2 separate regions of the Homo sapiens genome follow, and region 2 is linked to region 1. A link is an interaction called in ENCODE POLR2A ChIA-PET data of the cell type or tissue named here. Cell type or tissue: PC-9. All regions are shown on one strand. Links, peaks and the distances in the headings refer to the core of each region. The heading gives the core; the rest is flanking DNA.

Region 1 (10,560 bases), core at 2,587-6,586:
TCCTGCAAGAAAAAGCCTATGTCCCTTGATCCTACATTCAAGGCCCTTTCTCTCCCAGAAAAGCCATCCTTTCTAGCCCTGGCCACTTTCCCTGTACTAATTAATCTCACTTCTGCCTGTGGACACCTCTGCTCTCAGGACTACTGTCTCCTGGGCCTCACTGCCACTACCTCTGCCTCTGTGTGAAGCCCCTTCCCAGGTGTGTCTGGGCCCCTCTCCTCTCAGCCTGCACCCAGGAAGCTGTTTCCTCTCCCCAGACAGTGGACGTCTCCCTGGCAAGCCTCTGCAGCCCTGAACTGTCCTGACCTTCAGGGTCCAGTTCTTGGAAGGCTCAGGACTGCCATTTGAATTGGGATTATCCCTGGGAGCCCAAACATCTGGTCATCTCCAGAAGGCCACTCACTCTGGGGCAAGGATGGAGCTAGCAGTATGTCAACTGTGATGTGGGGTGTCACATCTGGCTCTGTCCCATCTGCCTGGCTGGGGTTTGCCCCTACGGAGGGTGTTTTGTGTTGCCTGATGGAAGAGGGATGTCCACCAACCAGGCTCAGAGCAGCATCAGGCCCCCCCTGATGTGGGTGTCAGATTACAGCCACAACAGATGGCATTGGCTCAGCTCCCAGGGATCCCCAGTCCACAATGCAAGTCACCTAATCCCTAGTCTGCCATGCAAAGCAAAGGTGGAGCAGAGGGCAAGGGTGGGCAGTGAAGGGCACTATTCAAGGGTGCACCCATCAGGTGTGGGCGAGAGGTGTGTTCCCCAAGGAAGCTGCCTCATGCTAAGCACTCTCATGGGGACAGCATCTTCACACTATGCAGGGAGCTGCTGACAGGGCCCTAGACACCAGAGACCCTGCTAAGGATACTGATCCAAGGGAAAAGGCGTCAGTCAGGTTCATTGGCAGAAACATAAGCCATATGGAAGAAAAATGGGCTTGAAAGAAAAATGTAGAGCCAGTTCACTTCTGAAATGGAGAGCAAGGACTATCCAGCATGGGGAAAAAAGCAAGGGAATACACTCAGTTCTGTCTTCTGTCCAGTGCAGTAGAGTGATAAAGAGAGAATGACAGGAAAGGGAAGAGGAGGCAAGAGCTACCTGCAGGGACATGGGGATGGCTTGAGGGAGGCCACCCAGAATGCTTCTGGCCTGGCCCCTGCTCCCCTCTCTGTTGCGTCTTCCTTCCCCATACAATCCCCCTTTGCCCTTGCCTCAATGTTCATCTTTGTCCCCACTGTGGTCAGGCCTCTCTGCCTCTGGTTTAGCCCACCCCAGTTCCACTATGCCCCTGTGTGACAAAGGTCCATATGAACTAGCTGGACTTTGGGCACTATATACAGACGTAGGGGAAAGATGGAATTCAGTGCACAAGTCCTCTGGCTCAGGTCCATGATCACAAAGAAGATCATGTTTTAGCATCTCAGAGTTGCAAGGGATTTCAGCCTTCATCTAGTTGAAGCCTTCATCTTACAGATGAGAAGGCTGGAGCTCAAGGGCTCAGGGACTGCCCCAGATCCTCAGGTCCTGCTGGCACACTCTTCCTCACCACTGCAGAGCATTGGGATCTGTCTAGGGGCAGCTGTAACAGTGGGTATCATCTGCCCTTGCTTCTCAGCATGTCCTTGAACTGCTCTCTCTCTTTGTGGGGAAAGATGGCAGAGAGTCCTGGGTTCAAATCTGATCTCTGACAGTTACTTGCTGAGTGACCTTGAGCAAGACACTTGCCCTCTCGGAGCCCAAACCTCCTCACTCTAAAAAAGAGAACTTACCTTTACAATAGTGTGGTAAAGACCAGATGAAATAATGTTCATGGATAAGGCAGATGACATGGAGGGAAGAAGTGGAAGAAGATCCCTCTCAAAAAAGTTATCATGATGATTTTATTTATCTATTCACTGAATGACTGTTGACTAAACTCTAAACTGCTATGTGCTAGGCTCAGCAGTACATTAGACCTACAGAAATATCATTGTGAATTTACATTCCATTGGAGCAGACAGTTAACAAGTAAATCAGTAGATGCATATATAATCTGACACTCAGAGGTGAAAAGCGTTATGGAAAATGGGACAGAGAGAGGGAGAGAGATTGTAGGAAAGTGCCTGGTAAATTACCGGGCCCCATGTAATTGATTCCTCTTGTTGTATGTTGCCTGGCACTTAGTAGGTGCTCAAAAAATGCTAATTTCTTTCTCTTCTTGCCTATATTTCTTATTTCCATCTTCCCTACGTAACTCAATGCCCATTGCTACTCCCAGGCTTCCCACATCCCCTCTGAGGGCCTCACGGTTCTACCCGGCAATCCACCCTTCTATGCTGCATGCCTTCTCACGCTGTCTCTTGAAGATCCTGGGCCTGGCACTGAGCACTCAGGGACAGTAGGCCCTCTGCCATAGTAAGAAGTGTAGTAATGGCAGGAGGGACGGCAAGGAAGCAAATGCACACCGGGCAGTGCTGAGACATTCCTTTCGGTGTGAGGGCAGGTGCTTCCTTCCTGGGGCCTTGCCCATTCCCTGCCCTCTGGGGAGAGACACAGCTTTCAGTTAAGAAAATGGAAAGATTTTCTGAAAACACCACACCAGCGATCAAGGATCAATCCTCTCTTCCAAAGTTATTTGCAATAATGAAATATAACATCATTAATTTGTTTTACCCACCAGAGAGTATAAAAAAATTTCCCAAATATAAAGAAACCTCTGTGTGTGTGTGTGTGTGTGTGTGTGTATTTTAAAGACAAGGAAAGAAAATTTAAGCTGTACATCATTATTTTTTTTTTTTGAGACAGAGTTTCACTCTTGTTGCCCAGTCTGGAGTGCAATGGTGCGATCTCGGCTCACTGCAACCTCCATCTCCCAGGTTCAAGAGATTCTCCTGCCTCAGCCTCCCGAGTAGCTGGGATTACAGGCGTACACCACCACACCCAGCTAATTTTTGTATTTTTAGTACAGACAGTGTTTCACCATATTGGTCAGGCTAGTCTCAAACTCCTGGCCTCAGGTGATCTGTCCACCTTGGCCTCCCAAAGTGCTGGGATTACAGACGTGAGCCGCCACGCCTGGCTCATCGTATTTGTATATATATGTGCTCTGTCCCATTTTACTCTCTTGCTTAAGTATGGATAGCTCTCGGTGTGAGTTGCTTGTCTAGTCTGTTAAGAGTTCAGGTTAAAGCCAGGTGCAGTGGCTCACACCTATAATCCCCGCACTTTGGGAGGACGAGGTGGAAGGATCTTTGAGCCCAGGAGTTTGAGACCAGCCTGGGCTACATAGTGAGGCCCCATCTCTACAAAAAATAATAAAAAATTTAGCCAGGCATGGTGGCACGTGCCTGTAGTCCCCGTTGCTCAGGAGGAGGTGGGAGGATCGTTTGAGCCTGGGAGGTCAAGGCTACAGTGAGCCATGATAGTGCCACTGCACTCCAGCCTGGGTGACAGAGTGAACCACTGTCCCAAAAACAAACAAACAATAGTTCAAGTTAAGGAATGTCCTTGATTAGCTCCTGCTTGGGGTTTCAGAGGAATAGCTTACTTTGTCTGAGAAGAGCCTAAAGCAGCCTTCCTTCTATGGCAAAGCCTCCCTTTTACCTTTTTCTTCTTTTGGGGGCCCCCTCTAAGCTCTCTCTGAGGCAGGCCCTTAAAACTCATCTCTCAGCAAGGCTGGGTGCTGGCACTGGAGACTACATAGAGGTGATAAGACAGAGACTCCTAACTCAGTAAGCTCACAGGGAGACCTCCCACCTTGGAAAGACAAGGCCTTCTTTCAGGTTCAGCTCACACTTTCACTGCCAGTGTGACCTAGGCCTCAGTTTACCCATTTGTTAAATGAGGAGGCTGGCCTACATTAGCCTTCCTCCGGGTGTCAGTCATGTACAGTAGTCCCATATGATGCTCCAGGGACCATACTTTGGCCAGTAGGTTCGCAAGTCACTGACGCCTGTGGGAGCATCCTGGGAAGCCCACAGGCTGCATTGCACCCAGGTCAAAGCTGGGGCTGCTCACTCTAGCTGGAACACAGAGCCCTTTACTGCTGAGTGCCTGCAGGCAGCCTTCTGGGAAAAGCCAGCTGTGGATTTCTAAAGGACTTTCCCAGGCAAAGATGCCTGGGATAAGAGAAAAACAGGATGGTGAAAGCACCATCCCAGGGATGTGAGGGATGGAGCAGCCTCTCTGACCCGAGACCTGTGGTTGCATCCCTGCCTACACTGAGCTGCTCCAGCTGCATCAGGCCTGACTTTGCAGGCTGGTGGTTAAGTGGGTAGACGGGTCTGGACGCACAGCCACTTCTGGTCATCCACAGCGATGAGCAAGCGGGAGTTTCACTGCGGCTGCCTCTGACACCGTGCTTCATCCCAACCTTTCTCACAGCCTCCCTCAGTGTTTCCAAGATTCCCTGGGGTGAGTGAGACTCATGGTGAAGCTCAGACTCTACCATGGAGGGCAGGCCTGCCTCACCTGGGGGCCTCCCTGAAGGGGTCACAAGGAGGTCTGAGGGCAAATACATCTCCTTGGCTGGCTCCTAGAAATGAAAGAGGGGCAGGATGATCAGAGGAGTAGAATTTGACTTCCTGGTCCCTCCCTGTCCTCCCTCAAGAAAGAGGTGACAAATGAAGCATTCTTGGGGAAGGAGAGAAAGTCCACAGTGACTGAGGTCTGAGGGCAGGGCTGAGACAGTGGTGGTGGAGATGGCGACCTCAGCCCTCCACACGTGCAGTGTCAGGGCCTCGGAGCCCAGCTGGCAGGCCACAGGAGACAGCGGGAGGTCTGGCTGGAGTGGAGACTGAGTCATCTGGGACTGCAGGGTCCAACGGAGTCACGCCTGTGAGTGATGAGCACCTTGACTGAGGCCAACGTCACAGACGTGTCTGGGAAGTGAGTCAGGGACCCGCAGAGTAGGAGTCTCAACATTCCTGGGAACAGCTTCCTCTGACTGTCCTGCCGTGATATGTTTTCTCCCCTAAGTGGCCTCAAAGGGTTGCTGGCTTTGCCATTGACATTTCTACAGCAAAATGAGCTAGTGAGCACTGGAGTTCAAAGGACATGGTGCAACTTTCAAACCAAATTCTCGTGGGATTTCAGAGGCTGATTACCCTCCCCTCCCTCCCTCCCTCCCTCCTTTCTAGCATGTCGATATTCATCTGTCAAATATTTATCGAGCAGCCACTCCGTGCCAGGTACTGTGGACTGGAGTCATGGTGATGGATAAGACACATGCCTGTGCCTTCCTTCCAGTCCCTGTCTTCACACACCCTGTAGTCTGGGGCAGGGGGACACTAAACAATCACACAAATAATTGCCTGCAATTTGCTGTGAATGATGAATGCATAGTTCAGGGGGCTCTGAATGTATCTAACGGGGGTCCTGGCAGGATCTGGAGGGCCAGGGAGGACTTCCCTGAGGAAAGTCCCCGTAAGAAGGGCTGGGCACAGTGGTTCACACCTGTAATCCCAGCACTTCGGGAGGCTGAGGTGGGTGGATCACCTGAGGTCAAGAGTTCAAGACCAGCCTGACTAACATGGTGAAATCCCATTTCTACTAAAAATACAAAAAATTAGCCAGGCATGGTGGTGCATGCCTGTAATCCCAGCTACTCAGCAGGCTGAGGCAGGAGAATCGCTTGAACCTGGGAAATGGAAGTTGCAGTGAGCCAAAATCGCAGCATTAGACTCCAGCCTGGGCAACAAGAGTGAAAATTCATCTCAAAATAAATAAATAAATAAAGTCCATGTAAGAGGAGATTGAGAGGGTAGAAAGTTCACCAGGGAGGAGTATTTCAAGTAGAAGAAACAGAAGAAGCTGAGAGCTTTGGGACATTGACAGACAGCGTGGTTGGTGTGGTCCAGGAGAGGTGAGTAAAGCAAGAGGCAGGATTCAGATCAGGCAGGGCCTGGGAAGCCACTGTGAGGATTCAGAGCTTTCCCCTGAGAACAATTCTTAGGAAAGGGAGGGTGGAGAACTGGGTCCCCCGAGCCCCAGCAGGGAAGTTATGAGTTTCTGCTTGTGGAGCATTTGGGCTCTGATCCCCCAACTATCAGCCACAGCCCACACGGTGAAAGCTGGTGAGGCAGGGGAGGCTCAGGACCAGGAAGTCCCACGGTGGACCTGGATGGGAAGACACCAGAAGCCAGCGGTGGTGACAGTGGGCAGGTGCTTCAGTTTCCCTTACTGTACAGTGGGTAGAATCAGCCTTGGATCAGTGTGTTGAGAGTTTGTGAGGATGGACAAAGTAGCAGCTGGAGGAAAGCCTTGTGCTCTTTTAATGGCTAGCATGGCTCAGAAGGAGACTGCTGACTGCCTCCCTCCAAGCCAGCAAACCCTGGGATTACAGAAACACAGCAGCCCCTCCAGCATGAGGTGGCAACTTACCGAAGGAAACAGAAATATCCCAAGGAATTCAGCAAATAGCCTGCAGATAATTTTATGCAGTAGAAGGAGCTTGGGCTTTGGAGCCAGAAAGACTTGAATTTGTTCCCTGGATCTGTCACTAGCTGTGTGACCTCGGAAAAATCACTCTCTGAGCCTCATTTCCTCATCAATAACAAGAGGACAATTGCAACAATCTGTGCTTATTCAGTTGTTTTAAGGGTTAGAGATGGCATTTGTAAAATGTTCAGCACAGCGTGAGGCAATAATAGCTCCTCAATATTTGGTAGAAGTAGGTAAACATTCAAACCATTAGAGAGGTGGGTTTTCACCTGTGCTCAGAACAAGGCGAAAGCTGTCTGCCACCATTGCCCTTTAATAGTCCTTTATCCATTAACCTTCACTGCTAGGAAGTCCTGCCTCATGTCTAATCTGCATGCGTCTCTTCACATGGCAGCTGGAACCTACCTGGTCTTGATCTGCCCTAACAAGTGGAGCCTGACAACACCTGTGCATCACCAAAGAAAGGTGCCAAGCCCTGGTCACCCAGAGGGCCTCTCCCACTAGGTTCTACAGAGAAGCTCACAGAAGACATGGGATGTTGGTCCTACTGAAAAAGCAGGCAAGCTGGGGGAATACAATCATGTCAGGAATGCAGGCACAGACATCATCTTCTCTCATCACTGTCCACGGTCCGCACACCAAGACCTATCACTTTAGACACAAACCTTCCCAGGACCAGGACAAGAGAGATGAACTCTAAGGTAAGCAAGGGTCCAGGATGAGACTATGGGGTTTCTGGGTCTGTGAACACGCACACATACATACACGAATGTGGACACACATAAGAGCACATAACTATGTAAAATACACAGAGAAAGATGTTTAAGGGGACCCCACACCCAGAGATCCCCAGTCACTTGAGGAGATGGTGAGGTTGTTTAACTTTTTTATACCTCAGGTCTCTTGTCTGTAAGACAGGAATGATAATAACACAGGAACGTCGTAACGATTACATGTTAGGTACTTGGACAGTACCTAGCCCAGTGTGGGCTCCCGTTTTTGCTACTATGATTATTATTACAGCTGGACACTCTCTCAGGACACAGAAATCTAGAGATACAGATGCAAACACAAATACACCCAGACCCAGCACAATCAAATTCACAGGCATACACATACCCTGAATCTGACCACAGATACAGGTGCTCATCAAAGAGAAGCTGCGTCCAGCACCCTGCTGGTGGACAGTGTGGCAGAGCTCACATAGTTTGGTCTTGGTCCAATTAGGCTTGGTTCATTTCAGCCAGACCGCAGCAAAGAAAGTGAAATTGCTCTGCAAATTCAAATGAGCAGATTTTTGAGATGCCACATGGAGAGATGCCACGGAGAGAGGTAGAGGACCGAACCTAAGTTCAAAGCCTGTTTTTTAAGGGGTCAGATAGTCACTTTTAGGCTGCTTAATGGCCGGACCTGCGATGTAGCCAGGCCCCACACCACCTAATACACCTTCAGTGAAAAGTGTACTGCCCTGAGTGCCTGCCATGCAAGAGTCTAGAGATGGTCAAAGAGAGGAGACTGTGTTCCACATATGAGCTAATGCACCATCAGTCATGCTCAGAGTCAAGAGGCAAGAGATGCAGAATTCAGTGGGATCAGGAAAGTGGAGCAAGCACCGGAAAGCAAAGGGCCTTGAAGTACTCCAGGATTGTCATGAGATGGGGATCAGAGCTATAAAAATGTCTGGAGGATGCAGAACTATCCTCTGACATCCAACTTTATAACCCAACTTCTGGGTTATAAAAAGAGCAGAAACACGAGCACATATGTTCAGCCCTCTCTAAAGCATTATACCCACTTGTTAAGGGAGGCTGGAGGGCGAGTCAAGGATGGTGTGGATTTGGCCAGAGAGGGCTTTGTGGAAAGTGGATGTGGGTTAGAAAAAAATGCAGTGTTTGCATCTGGTCAACCTGAAAGTGATGAGGGTTATACCTTGGGGGAGGCCCTCTAGGAGATTTCTCTGAAATTCATCAAGAGATTTTCTGTGATCCCACACCAATTCTATTTAAGAGGAGGCTGTGAGTGACACTCAGAGAATGAGTAGTTATCATCTTTCCTTCCAGGATGAAGCTGCCGCATAACTCTGTGATTAACACACACTGACTCTGGACGTCAGGGGAGATTAAAGGAGGGATCAGATGCTTTTGAAGAGAAGGTGGCCATCTGGAAGGTGCAGGTGCAAGGTGGTGGAGGCTGAAAGGTGGCAGATGGCTTGGTTCTGTGAAGGCAAATTAGGGAACACAGAAGACGACAGATGGGCAGGTGTTGGGTCATTGTGAAAGGGATTTGCCCAAGTGAAACAAAGATTTTTTTTTCTATTTAAATTTGGGTCAAGCACAAGGATTTCATCACTATTTATTAACTGGCTTTCAAACTTTGCCTACGAACAAAGTGGAAATCTCTTTATTGCAGATTAATTTGGGAAACAACTCAAGCAATAAAAAGGAGAGGAGAGGCAAGGTTGACCTACCATACCTTATTTGCAATTCTAAAAGGTAAAACAGTTCTGAAAATTAAATTAAAAAAAAACGGATTTGACAGCATAACCTGACTTCAACTGACCTCTTTGTCATCTTTATTCCATGTAGTGTGAACATTTGATGCAGAAATGTTGATGCGTTTGACTATTGAGTACTGCCCAGACCCCACTAGGGTTTTACGTAATATGGGTAATATGCTCTATATTATCTTTCTAAAGTCCAAAAAGTTCAAGATTTTGAAACACACCTGGTCCCCAGGGTTTGTTCACAGATCCCACTTACCTCCAAGACAAGTGAGAATGTATGCTCAGCAGGCTGCCCGGTGCTGGCCTCAGCATGGGATGCTCAGGTGTGAGCAAGTGGAAAGGGCTTTGAAGAAAGGATACAGCTCTTTGTATGGGTACATTTGCCAGGGAGGGGAGCAGTGTGTAAATGCTCCACTAGACTGGGGGATGTGAAATTGACAAAGAGGGAGAGAAGCCCTTAGGAAAGGCATCCTCCTGAGTGAAATGGTAATTCACTTTGAGATGGTGCTAATAATTAAAACATTTTTTATGGCATTTTAAGAAACATCTATTAGGCCCACATGTGAAGCTACTCACAACTCCTTGTAACATACATTTCAGAAATGTTGCTGTCCCTTGATCTGCCTTTCTTATCTTCATCAGGTGGGTCCCCCATCCCTAGCCCTGCTTATGGCCTCCTCAGGAGGGCCAGCGAGGACGATGGCTGAGGTGGGAGGGCAGGGAGCCAGGAGGATCACTATAAATAGAGTCCACCTTCTCCATTCTTCTCACTGAGCCACTTCTGAGCTTTCCAAAACAACTGCAGCAGCAGCAGCTGCCGCTTCAGCAGCCACAGAAGTGTTGGTGTCACCAGGACACAGCCTCAGGTAAGAGAAGGGGCATGGCTGCAGAGGGGCAAAGTCTGAGGGGCTGTGTTGGTGCTGAGCTTCAGGGCAGCCTTATGAGAAATACCTACAGAGGTCTCATAATAAAAGAGAAAATGTAACAATTTCTTGGAAATTTTTTTTTAAAAAACAGAGCTTCATTCTAAAAGGAAATGTCTCACATGGATCTTATGCAGAGAAGCCTGAGCGACTTGCACTTTCAACAATGGTTTTGTCATAGATGTAAAGGTAATTTTTTTGATGATTTTTTTGTTAATAGAAGAGCTTAATAGAAGACCTTAAATGAGGTTCTGGACCAGTGATGCTGAGAGGGCCACCATTTCTACACACTCTCTATGACAGAGGATGCAGGAGCAGAACATGCTAGGGTCTCCTCCTACACAGGGCTCATGGAGAGATGCTGATGAGGACAGACTTCTAGGTAGGAGAGGATAAGGTTCTGGGTGGGGAACCTGGAGCCCTCAGGGAACCGGGACAAATGGGAGGAGTCTCCATAGCCACCTTCTGTCTGATTGCATCAAAGGAAGACTGCTACCGAGTGATGGATGAGCTGGGGTAGGAAGTAGAGCTCTTCATCACTGGAGGTGTTTAAGCAGAGGCTGGTAACTCCTTGACAGATACACTGAAGAAAGGTTTCATGAATCAGCTGGGGGATTAAAATATTACATTGGTGCAAAGTTATTTTCATCAGGAAAGACAGGAGGGAGTGTTTCCAAATCTCAGGGTGGAGGTCGGCAACAAATTACTACTGTCTT
Region 2 (10,560 bases), core at 4,304-8,303, 110 kb before region 1:
CCCAATGCTGTGGGCAAGGAGGAATTGGAGCAGAGAAGGACCTTGCTTGCAGGTGCAGCATGGGAGATTGGCCCATGGGCTGAGAACAGGATGAATGAAGCAAGGAGGGTCAGGGCCAGGAAGGCTGAACTTGGGCAGTATCCAGAAAAGGACTAATGGGAGCTCGGAGGGCAGGGACAGAAAGCAGAGCTGGGAGGTTGTCACTGGGGTGGTAGAGGAGATCAGACCCTTCAGCTGATTAGCTGAAAGGTGGGGCCAGGACTGTAAATCTCCTACTAGATCCTCACTCGGCTTGGGTCAGTATGGATCTGAGCACATGAGGCCACACGGGATCTTAGTCTCTGTGTGTCACAAATGTCACTGAGTGATGGAACAGAAATGTTTATATCCAGAAGTTCTTTGTCCCATGAATGCACTGGGACCTAAATTCTTATGTGCAGAGGAAAAGTGCAGGCCTTGGAATGGCCTCTCCAGCATTGTTCCTTGGCAAACACAGGAAGATGGGTTTCCTTTAGCTTTGTGGTGCTGACATCTGAATCCGGACCCCTCCCCCAGCCTTTGGGGTCAGGGAGGGAGGCAGAGGACGAAGCAGTCGATGGAAAATAAACAGCCACCTCTGCTTTTTTGACTTATTTCATGTTCTTAGAATTTCCTCTCTTGGATTCTGGCTTTGTTATTTTAAAATTCCACACGTTGGTTAGGGTTGAGAAAACCCCCTGTTGCTATTGCTATGGAGAGGCAGCTCTACGCTGGGGGCACAGAGTCTCGGCACCCCTGGAGAAGTAAGCCGGCCAGCGGGCCTGCAGCCCAGTCTCCAAGTGAGTTTCTGAGTCAGCCTGTGCGAGGGAGGCTCTTGGGGCTGGGTGTGTGTGCCGCCTCTGTGTGAGCATGTGCTAGTCACACAGCTGGGATATGGCCGTGTTTTGGTTCCAGCTCTTTGGGCTAGAGCCACGCCGCAGTAGTGATAGCTCCATTTGGGGACTTCCAAAGGGGGTTCCAGGTGGGCTTGGATAGTGCATAAACTGAGAGGGCAACTCCAGCCCACTAGAGCCCTGCCTCACGCCCACACACACATGACTCAGACTGCTGCCTCCCCTGGACTGTGCTGTGGACACCTGGTCCTGTGCTGTCCTTCCATTAAGGCCTCTGCCTTTCCTCCTCCTCTCTTGACACCCATTCCCTTTTCCTTCAGGGGATGTGTACAAAAATTTAGGCACAAAAATAATCATTGCAGTGTTTCCTTCCTTCACCAATTCATTCATTCATTCATTCATCCGTCCATTCAGTCATACAACAAATATTTATTGAGTGCTTACCAGGCACCAGGCATTGTACTGGATTCTGGAAATACAGAGACAGAGAAACTGGAATACTGGAAACAACTCAAGGATCCCAACATTTAGTGGCATAAAGTATGGAGTATCTACATGACACAGGGCTGGAATGAGGGTGAAGCAACTGAAGTAGGGGGTACCCCAAAACCCCATAATCAAGACAAGTAATATTTTAATGCAACTTTTTAAAAATAAAGATTAATCCATGGTGAACCAAACATCAAAATTTTAAATAAAGTCAGGATCAGTAACAGTTCTGTGCTAGATCATATTTAGACCCCAGGGAAAGGAAAAATTAGTCATACAACACATTGACAGAATGTCATGCAAACATTAGAATATGTCGAGGAAGTTTGCTTATTGACGTAGAAAGAAACTCATGGCATATTGTTGAGTGAAAAAAAGGGAAATTACCAAGCCATATATAAAGTATAAGCCAATTAAAATATATATCTAGGTACTGGAAATGCTGAAAAAGCCTATGTCCAGATGTTAACAGCTCTTTCCTCTACAATTAACAGTTATGTTTTTGACTTCCTTTCGCCTATCTGTGTTTCCTGGATATTTTAATGACAAAGATGTAATATGTGTATAATTTTCTCAAATTTTTTTTTTGTTTGTTTTTGTTTTTTTTTCTGAGATGAAGTCTTGCTCTGTCGCCCAGGCTGGAGTGCAGTAGTACGATCTTGACTCACTGCAACCTCCACCTCCCGAGTTCAAGTTATTCTCCTGCCTCAGCCTCTTGAGTAACTGGGACTACAGGCGCATGCCACCACACCCAGCTAATTTTTGTATTTTTAGTGGAGACGGGTTTTCACCATGTTGACCAGGCTGGTCTCGAACTCCTGAGCTGGTGATCTGCCTGCCTCGGCCTCCCAAAGTGCTGAGATTACAGGTGTGAGCCACCGCGCCCGGCCTCAAAGATTTTTTTTTAATACAACAGGAGCATTGGAGCAGAGTATGCTGATCTGGAGAGACTCCCCACATCACCCCACTTCTCAATGTTGAGACTGGGGCAGGTCTGGGATTACCCTCTCACTTCCTCCATGAGAAAGCTGAGGCTCGGTGAGGCTGAGGCATGTGGTGGCGCCAGCCTCTGAAGGCAGGCGAGTCTTCAGGGTCCACATTGCCCCATAGGATGGCTGCGGCTCTTGTGTGCCAGCTTATGAACTTTTTCTGTCTTTCCCTTCATGGCCCAGCTGCTCTCCACTGGCCTACCTCTTCCACTGATGTTGTTTTTCAACTGAGAACAGAACTGCAGGAAGAAAGCCTGGATAGATGTGCCTAGCCCCATCTCTGGGTCCTCAATGAATGACAAGTGGGCTTGTGAGTGACTGAGTGAGGGAGTGAGTGATTCTGGTTAGAAAGTATTTCCAATGTTGTGTTGTTCTCTTTGGCACAGACATACCCTGCAGACTGGCATGAATCATAAGTAATTCCCTAAAGCCCCCATCTGCCTGGAAATGCCTAGTGGTATTTCCCATAGTTCAGAAGCCATCAGCCCTGCATGCCAGCAGGTTTAGCTATTCTCCACCCAGCCACAAACTCTTGCCCATCCCCTGGGGAGAACACTGGAGGGAGAGGAGCTTGAGGGAGAGGAGCTTGAGGTAGAGGTGACACCTCTGGAGACTGCAGTCATTCTGGGATTTTGCTCACAGAAGCCTCAGGGCTGCGATCCTCCCGGTAGGCTGTTTGTGACTTAGTAGGCCTTGTGTCTTAAGCATGATGCCTGAGGGCCAGAAGAGAAGCCCTTTCTCCCTCTCTTTTTTTAATTTATTATTATTATTTTTTAATTATACTTTAAGTTCTAGGGTAAGAGGTGGGTTCCCAGGCTTCAGCTCTCTCTCAGCAGCATGTGGTCTCAGCTTGTCTACTGAATGCTGAGAAGCAAGAGTGCTCTTGGTTCTAAGTGTGGGTATAGCAGGTTGTATTTCTCAAAGATGGTGGTGACAATATTGCAGCTAACTATGGCTACTATGTAGACATAACTAAGTTATGGCCAGTGACATGCAAGTGGAATTATTGTGTGTGAATATCTGCAAAGATGTCTTCAAAGGGAGGTGAAGTGCCTTTCTTGTTCCTTTCTCCATCCTGCCGCCTGTAATGCAGATGTGATGACTAGAGCTCTAGCAGCCTTCTTGGACAATGAAGACTTGGGGTGGGGGGACGCCTTAACAAATACCAGAAACCCAGAAGCTATGAAATAAAAGATAAACATATTTGGCTAGATTAGAATCTTAAATTTTTGTGGCAAAAGATAGCACAAAGAATAGATGAACAGATTTGGAAACCATACTTATAAATCAGAGGACAAAGGGCACAAAGAACATTTACAAATTGCCAAGAAAAAGATAAAAGATTCAATAGAAATGCAATTTATGGAATGGCAGTTTCAAAGAGCCAAAAACATATGAAAAATCACTAGCAGTTAGTGAAATGGTTAGGTCAGCTTGAAAAAAATAAAAAGACTGGGAATGCTGGTGGACCTGCAGAGAAAGGGGTATTCACGTACAGCGTTACTTGAAATGTGACTTTCTCTAGCCTTTAAAAAAGTCAATTATGTGGCCGGGTGCAGTGGGTCACGCTTGTCATCCTAGCACTTTGGGAGGCCAAGGTGGGTGGATCACCTAAGGTTAGGGGCTCCAGACCAGGCTGGCCAACATGGCGAAACCCCATCTCTACTGAAAATACAAAAAATTTGGCCAGGCACAGTGGCTCACACCTGTAATCCCAGCACTTTGGGAGGCTGAGGTTGGGGGATCATGAGGTCAGGAGATCGAGACCATCCTGGCTAACATGGTGAAACCCCGTCTGTACAAAAAATACAAAAAGTTAGCCGGGCGTCGTGGTGGGCGCCTGTAGTCCCAGCTACTCTGGAGGCTGAGGCAGGAGAATGGCGTGAACCTGGGAGGCAGAGCTTGCAGTGAGCTGAGATCGCGCCACTGCACTCCAGCCTGGGAGACAGAGCGAGACTCCGTCTCAAAAAAAAAAAAAAAAAAAAAATACAAAAAATTAGCCAGGTATGGTGGCAGGCACCTGTAATCCCAGCTACTCGGGAGGCTGAGGCAGGGCAATTGCTTGAACCTGGGGGGTGGAGGTTGCAGTGAGCTGAGATCACACCACTTTACTCCAGCCTGGGCAAAAGAGTGAAACTCCGTCTCAAAAAAAATTAATTATAATTATTACATAAAATTAATAATTTTATATATTATAACCTGTACAAATTATATATCTATAAGTATATTTGACCACCAGTTCAGTCCTTTTCATCTGTCCTCAAATATCTGTACAGGATAATGTGTATTACAGTATTGTTCATAGTGTCCAAAAATTGTAATTAAAGTGAATGCTGACCAGGTGCAGTGGCTCATGCCTGTAATCCCAACAGTTTGGGAGGCCAAGGTGGGCAGATCACTTGAGGTCAGGAGTTCAAGACCACCCTGGCCAACATGGTGAAACACCATCCCTACTAAAAGTACAAAATTAGCTGGGTGTGGTGGTGCACGCCTGTAATCCCAGCTACTTGGGAGGCTGAGGCAGGAGAATTGCTTGAACCCAGAAGGTGGAGGTTGCGGCTAGAGTGCCGAGATCACACCACTGCACTCTAGCCTGCATAACAAGAGCAAAACTCCATCTCAAAAAAATAAAAATAAGAAAATAAAAAATAAAGCGAAGCTGAATAAATTATGGGGCATTTATATTTAGGAATGTTACGCATCCATTAAAAAGAAAGAAGCAGAGATAAACCAGTGATTAATTTTTATTAGATATTTATGAAAAAGAAAAGCAAGATAAGGAGAAGTATATACATCATTTAGGTAAAACAATGATTTAAAACCTATGTGTGTATATGTATGTTTTGTTAGTCTGAGTTCTGCAAGGATCGGTGACTAAGATGGAATTCCACTTGCAAGAGATCTATTGGAAAAAGCTCCTGTGAGTGAACAATGGGAGGTACATTCTCAAAGCTGTAGCATATTCACACACATGGCTATGTGTGTGTATGTTTATGTATAGATATACATATCTGTATATCATATATGTGAATACGTATTATATATGTTTATGTACATATATGGATATATGTATGCACATATCATGTGTATACATATGGCTCTGTCTGTGTGTGTGTATATGTTCATATACATTTGTATATGTAGGCATAGAGAAAAGTATGAACGGATATACACTAGGTTATTATAATACATAGGTTATGGGGAAGGGGAGTCTTACAAAAAAAAAAGAAGGAAAAATTGCACTAAAACCCCTCACATTTCAGACTTCTATATTCAGTTGTCCATACCACATTTGAAAAGTTTTAATACTTTATAAACTGAATTCCTGAGTTTGCCTGCCTCCTCTAATCAAACCTGCAGCACCCCCACCCCCCAGTCTGATTCCTGTTTCGTTCTACATGACCTGTTTTCTTCCTGCTGGAAGACTTTGGAATCTTTCCTTTATGCCAGGTGCTCTGGAATCTCCCCACCACTTCTCCTGCTATGGGTCTTGCCCCATTTATTGTATTGGGTACTTGATAGGCACTTAAATCCTTAGGTTCTGGAATCTGACAGCCTCACTTTGGGGCTCTGTTAGGGAGATGTGGCCGAGGAGGAGCCCGAGGGGCAGCTCTTGCCCCTTCCTGGGGAAAGGTGCACAGAAGGCTGATGAGGAGACCTGTGGCTTTCTCACCAATTGGCCCATATGAGTTCTTGCCACTGAGTCACTCTCATTATCTCCACTTTTCTAGGGAGGAGGCCTCGCCACCATGCCCAGAGCAGCACAGTGAGTCAGAGATGAAGCTCTTGTCCCACCTGCCCCAACCCTCGAGCCCTGCTTCCCAGGTCCGCATTCCCAGGCAGCCTGCCACAGCCAGTGCCAGCGAGAGAGTGGATCAGGCTTCAGGATAGCCCAGCACTGAGGACATCTAAAACAGTCTTCATTTATTTATTTATTGTTCATAGTGTCCAAAAGTTGGAATTAAAGTGAATGGCTGAATCAATTATGGTGCATTCATATTTAGGGATGTTATGCATCTATTAAAAAGAATGAAATAGAGGTAAACCAGTGATTAATTTTAATTAGATATTTATGAATAATAAAAGCAAGATAAGGAAAAGTGTGTATATTATTTAGGTAAAACAGTGATTTAAAATCTATGTGTGTATATGTATGTTTTGTTAGTTTGAGTTCGCCAAAGATCAGTGAATCAGTGACCAAGATGAGGTTCCATTTGCAAGAGATTTATTGGAAAAGCTCCAGGAAAAATGTGTGTATATGGATATTTTATTTCATCTAAAGTATATAGAATAAAATACCTTTAGATGGAATAAAATATCCATATTACTTTAAAATGTTTGGATTGAAATACAGTGAAGTGAAAATTCCCCCTCCCAGTCTGGTTGCCCTTTTTTTTTTTTTTTTTTTTTTTTTTTGAGACAGAGTCTCACTCTGTCGCCCAGGCTGGAGTGCAGTGGCGCGATCTCGGCTCACTGCAAGCTCCGCCTCCCAGGTTCAAGCAATTCTCCTGCCTCAGCCTCCCGAGTAGCTGGGACTACAGGTGTGTGCCACCATGCCCAGCTAATTTTTGTATTTTTAGTAGAGACGGGGTTTCACCATGTTGGCCAAGATGGTCTCGATCTCTTGACCTCGTGATCAGCCCGCCTTGGCCTCCCAAAGTGCAGGCATTGCAGGCATGAGCCACTGCGCCTGGCCTTGGTTGCCCTTTTTTAGAGGCAACTGGTGCTAGTTTCTTGTGTATACTTCAAGAGATATTTTAATGCAAAAAAAAAAAAAAAGGTAGATAATCTTATGGTCCACAATCCCTTATCTGGAAGCTTGGGGGCAGTTGTATTTTGGAGTTGGGAATTCAAGGAGTGTAGAAAGGTAGTATGTATATTCTATCACACTCCCAGCAGAGCCTGTGATAAAATACACAAATATTTCTGCACCAAGTAAAATAAATAAAGCCATAATCTGCCTTAAGTCAGTTGAGTTCAGCCAGGTTTTGCTACCAAATGTGTTTGTGTTATTTATTTATTTTTTAATTGTGTTCTTTGGAGATTTTTGAATTTTATAATTGTGGATAAGGGAATGTGGACTTGTTTTTGTGCTACTCTCCTTATTTAAAAACTTATGGCGGCATTCTGCACCTACTGGATCAGACTAAAGAGCTCTTTCATTATTATTATTATTTTGTATCCCCATAGTATTGCATTATACACATGCACCATTGCCAGCTTAGCTTGTTCATGGACATTTGAATTGTTTCCAGTCTTCTCCTCAATGGCATCAGTGCTGCAATGAATAACATTGTGTACTCTTTAGCACATGTGCAAGCATATCTGTAGGATAAATTCCTGGTAGTGGAATTGCAAGGTCAATTAATAATAATGATGGTTAACATCTGCATGGGTATTTACTAAGAGCTGGGAACTGTTGTAAGTGCTTTACAATAATTAAGGTATTTTAATCCTTGCAACAATCTCCTGAGGGAGATACTATTATCATTCCATTTTGCAGATGAGAAAAACTGAGGTACAGAGAAGGTAAAGGACTTGTAGAGCTGGAATTCAAACCGAGGTGTTCTGACTCCAGTCTGTGCGCTTAACCATTACATTCAACTGCCTTTTGAAGGTCATGGGAATTTGTAACTTAGAGAGACACTGCCAAATTGTCCTCTGCATGGCTTTACCAATTCACGTTCCCACCAGTAGCCTGTGAGCCTGCTTGTTTCCCCGCCAACGCTGCGCTGAATCAAACTTTTTGATCTTTGCCAATCTGATAGCCGAAAACGGTGTCTTACTTGAATTAAATGGTGTTTAACTTGAATTTCTTTTACTATGAGTCAGGTTGAGTGTCTTTTCACCTAAGGGTCTTTTGGACTTCCTTTCCATAAACTGTCCATTCATATCGTTTGCTCCTTTTTTTCAGTTTAGTTATATCTGTGACTTGTATTGAGCTTTTTATGTCTTAGGAAGATTAGCCTTTAGTGGTTCAAAAGGTACAGATCTTTGCCTAGCTAGTCATTTATGTTTTGATTTTGCTGGTGATGGGTTTTGGACAGAGTGTTAGGAGGAGACAAACAAAAGAAGAGGACTTCAGTGTTAAGAATTGAAGGGAGGGAGAGGACAGAGTAGATCCCTGGAAAGAGGTGCCCTCTGCCTGCTGAGGCGGCAGGGAAAGAAGGTGATGGGGATAGTGAGGAGGGCTCCTTATGGGGACTGGCACAGAGGGTTCAAACATGCTATGTGTGGCCCACTGAGACTGGAGGCTGGGAGGAGGGAGGACTTCATGACAGACACGAGGATGCGTTGCTCAGCTGTGCTGCTCCAAGATGCGTCCAACAGAAGACACATTGCCCCAGTAAAAGACTGCCCAGCTGTGCCGGGTGCAGTGGCTCACGCCTGTAATCCCAGCACTTTGGGAGGCCGAGGCAGGCACATCACAAGGTCAGGAGATCGAGACCATCCTGGCTAACATGGTGAAACCCCATCTCTACTAAAAAATAAAAAAAAAAATCAGCAGGGTGTGGTGGCACGCGCCTGTAGTCCCAGCTACTTGGGAGGGCGAGACAGGAGAATCGCTTGAACCCAGGAGGCAGAGGTTGCGGTGAGCCGAGATCGTGCCACTGCACTCCAGCTTGGGAGACAGAGCGAGACTTGGTCTCAAACAAACAAACAAACAAAAAAAAACTGCCCTGCTTCAAGGCTGTGCTCAGCTGGCAGCCTACCACTGTTGGCTCCTACAGGGTCTACTCAGCTTTTGGACCAAGTTTATGATTTTCTTTGGGTGTCCCTGTCCAATGACTGAGCAAGATGGTGGTATGAGGGCCCAGCCATTCCATCGTTTCCACATTTCCAACACAGGAGTCCTCTAATGGGCTGTTTTTGTTTTAGTTCACTGGATGACTGGCAGAAAGTCAGGCCTGCAGGTCTGAGAACTCCACTCTTACTTTTGCCCCATTTCATTCCCAGGCGTTACCCTCACCCTCTTTAACCTTGCATTCCTAACCCTATCTCAACATCAGCTTCCTGGAAAACCCAAGCAGCCCAGACTCTGAAATTCTTTTGGTAAAAATTGGCATACATTTTTTTAAGTCGCTGATATATATTTCATATTGTCTGAGCCTAAAGATTTGCTTGTTTTCTATCTGGTGGTGACTATACATATCCTTTGGCTTGTACATAAGGTGAAAATGTTGGGCTGTGTGTGAAGGCAGCTGAGGTTGGCCCTCCCAGCAACTGGGGGGCTATCTGACCTCCGCTCAGAGCCTGGAGCAGTGGCATGGAGTGGCCAGTTAGCACTGGGTGGAAGCAAGTCTTGGGTAAGGTGTGTAGGAGCACCTTCAATGCCAGCCCCAGGCCTGAGAACACACCACACAGGGAACGGGGCATAGAAGCATCTTCTTCGGCAACCGCAGGTGGACCTGATAGTGGCTGGGCCACATCTCCCAGCCCTTTTCTGCCTGGCCCTTTCTCCCCACCGCTGCTCTAGTGGCCTGACGGTGTCCTGCCCTCTGCATGTTGCCAGAGTGATCTGATCACACCACTTGTTAGTTGTAGGCTTTGGATGGTAAAACCTGGAATCTACCCCCTTGGCTCATGACTCAAGCCCATTTGTATACTGGCTCCTTCTCAGTCTCTTTTAACCATTCCTCCCTACACTCCACACTCACAAGACCTCTTGCCATTCTGAGAACCGGGGAGGGCTTTGTGTCCCTCTGTCCCCATCACTGCTGGTCTCACTGGCTGGAATACATTTTTGTTTCTCCTCACCCCTCAAGGCTCCTCAGTAGATATAAATGCATGTGTTTGGTTTGCCACATTTAAGTTTCCTCAAGAGACTGTAGTAAATATTTGAAGTGCTTTTAATTAGAAAATACCTGTCATTGCCTACTGCCCTGTGGAACTACCACATCTTTGAAGATGTTCAGTGCAGGGACTGGACCACCTGAGGATTGGGCTATATGGGTTATACATACCATCTTGGGAGACAGCCTGAGAGGCATTTCTTGGCCATTCTTCCTATACCATTCCTATCATATACATCTCTATCACCACAATCACTGATCACCAACAAAACCACTAATTTGAATCAGACATTCTTTCAACTCTCTTACCAAGATTGCTTGAAATGTTGAAATGCACTAGGATGTAAGTCAGCCAGAAAACACTAATTGAGCATATAATGTGGGCAGTGAATTGTGGTAGGTGGTAGGTCAGCAGGT

What was found. ChIA-PET counts read pairs that join two places held together with the same protein. Peaks named below come from ENCODE experiments on the same cell type or tissue, not always from the same donor. Only the 100,000 strongest peaks of a DNase experiment are listed, where the experiment ranks them.
Region 2: POLR2A ChIA-PET joins it to region 1 with 6 read pairs; 5 of 35 experiments call an interaction of 5 or more read pairs at or near these places.

The regions. Positions count from the first base shown.
Region 1 is chr3:134,422,755-134,433,314 of GRCh38, forward strand. No RefSeq gene overlaps it. Among named protein-coding and RNA genes, the nearest start is that of MIR4788, 9.8 kb to the right of the region's middle. RefSeq lists enhancers at 4,153-5,352, 4,477-5,222. In PC-9, for the core only: no CTCF peak of the experiment used is centred there; a DNase peak (open chromatin) is centred at 4,837; H3K27ac peaks cover 1,741 bases.
Region 2 is chr3:134,314,839-134,325,398 of GRCh38, forward strand. It overlaps LINC02004 (long intergenic non-protein coding RNA 2004), which reads left to right. Exons shown (of 2, transcript NR_146711.1): 2 at 6,082-6,333. It overlaps LOC105374118 (a long non-coding RNA gene), which reads right to left. Exons shown (of 2, transcript XR_924518.4): 2 at 10,183-10,560. Among named protein-coding and RNA genes, the nearest start is that of LINC02004, 6.5 kb to the left of the region's middle. In PC-9, for the core only: no CTCF peak of the experiment used is centred there; a DNase peak (open chromatin) is centred at 6,083; H3K4me3 peaks cover 569 bases; H3K27ac peaks cover 2,971 bases.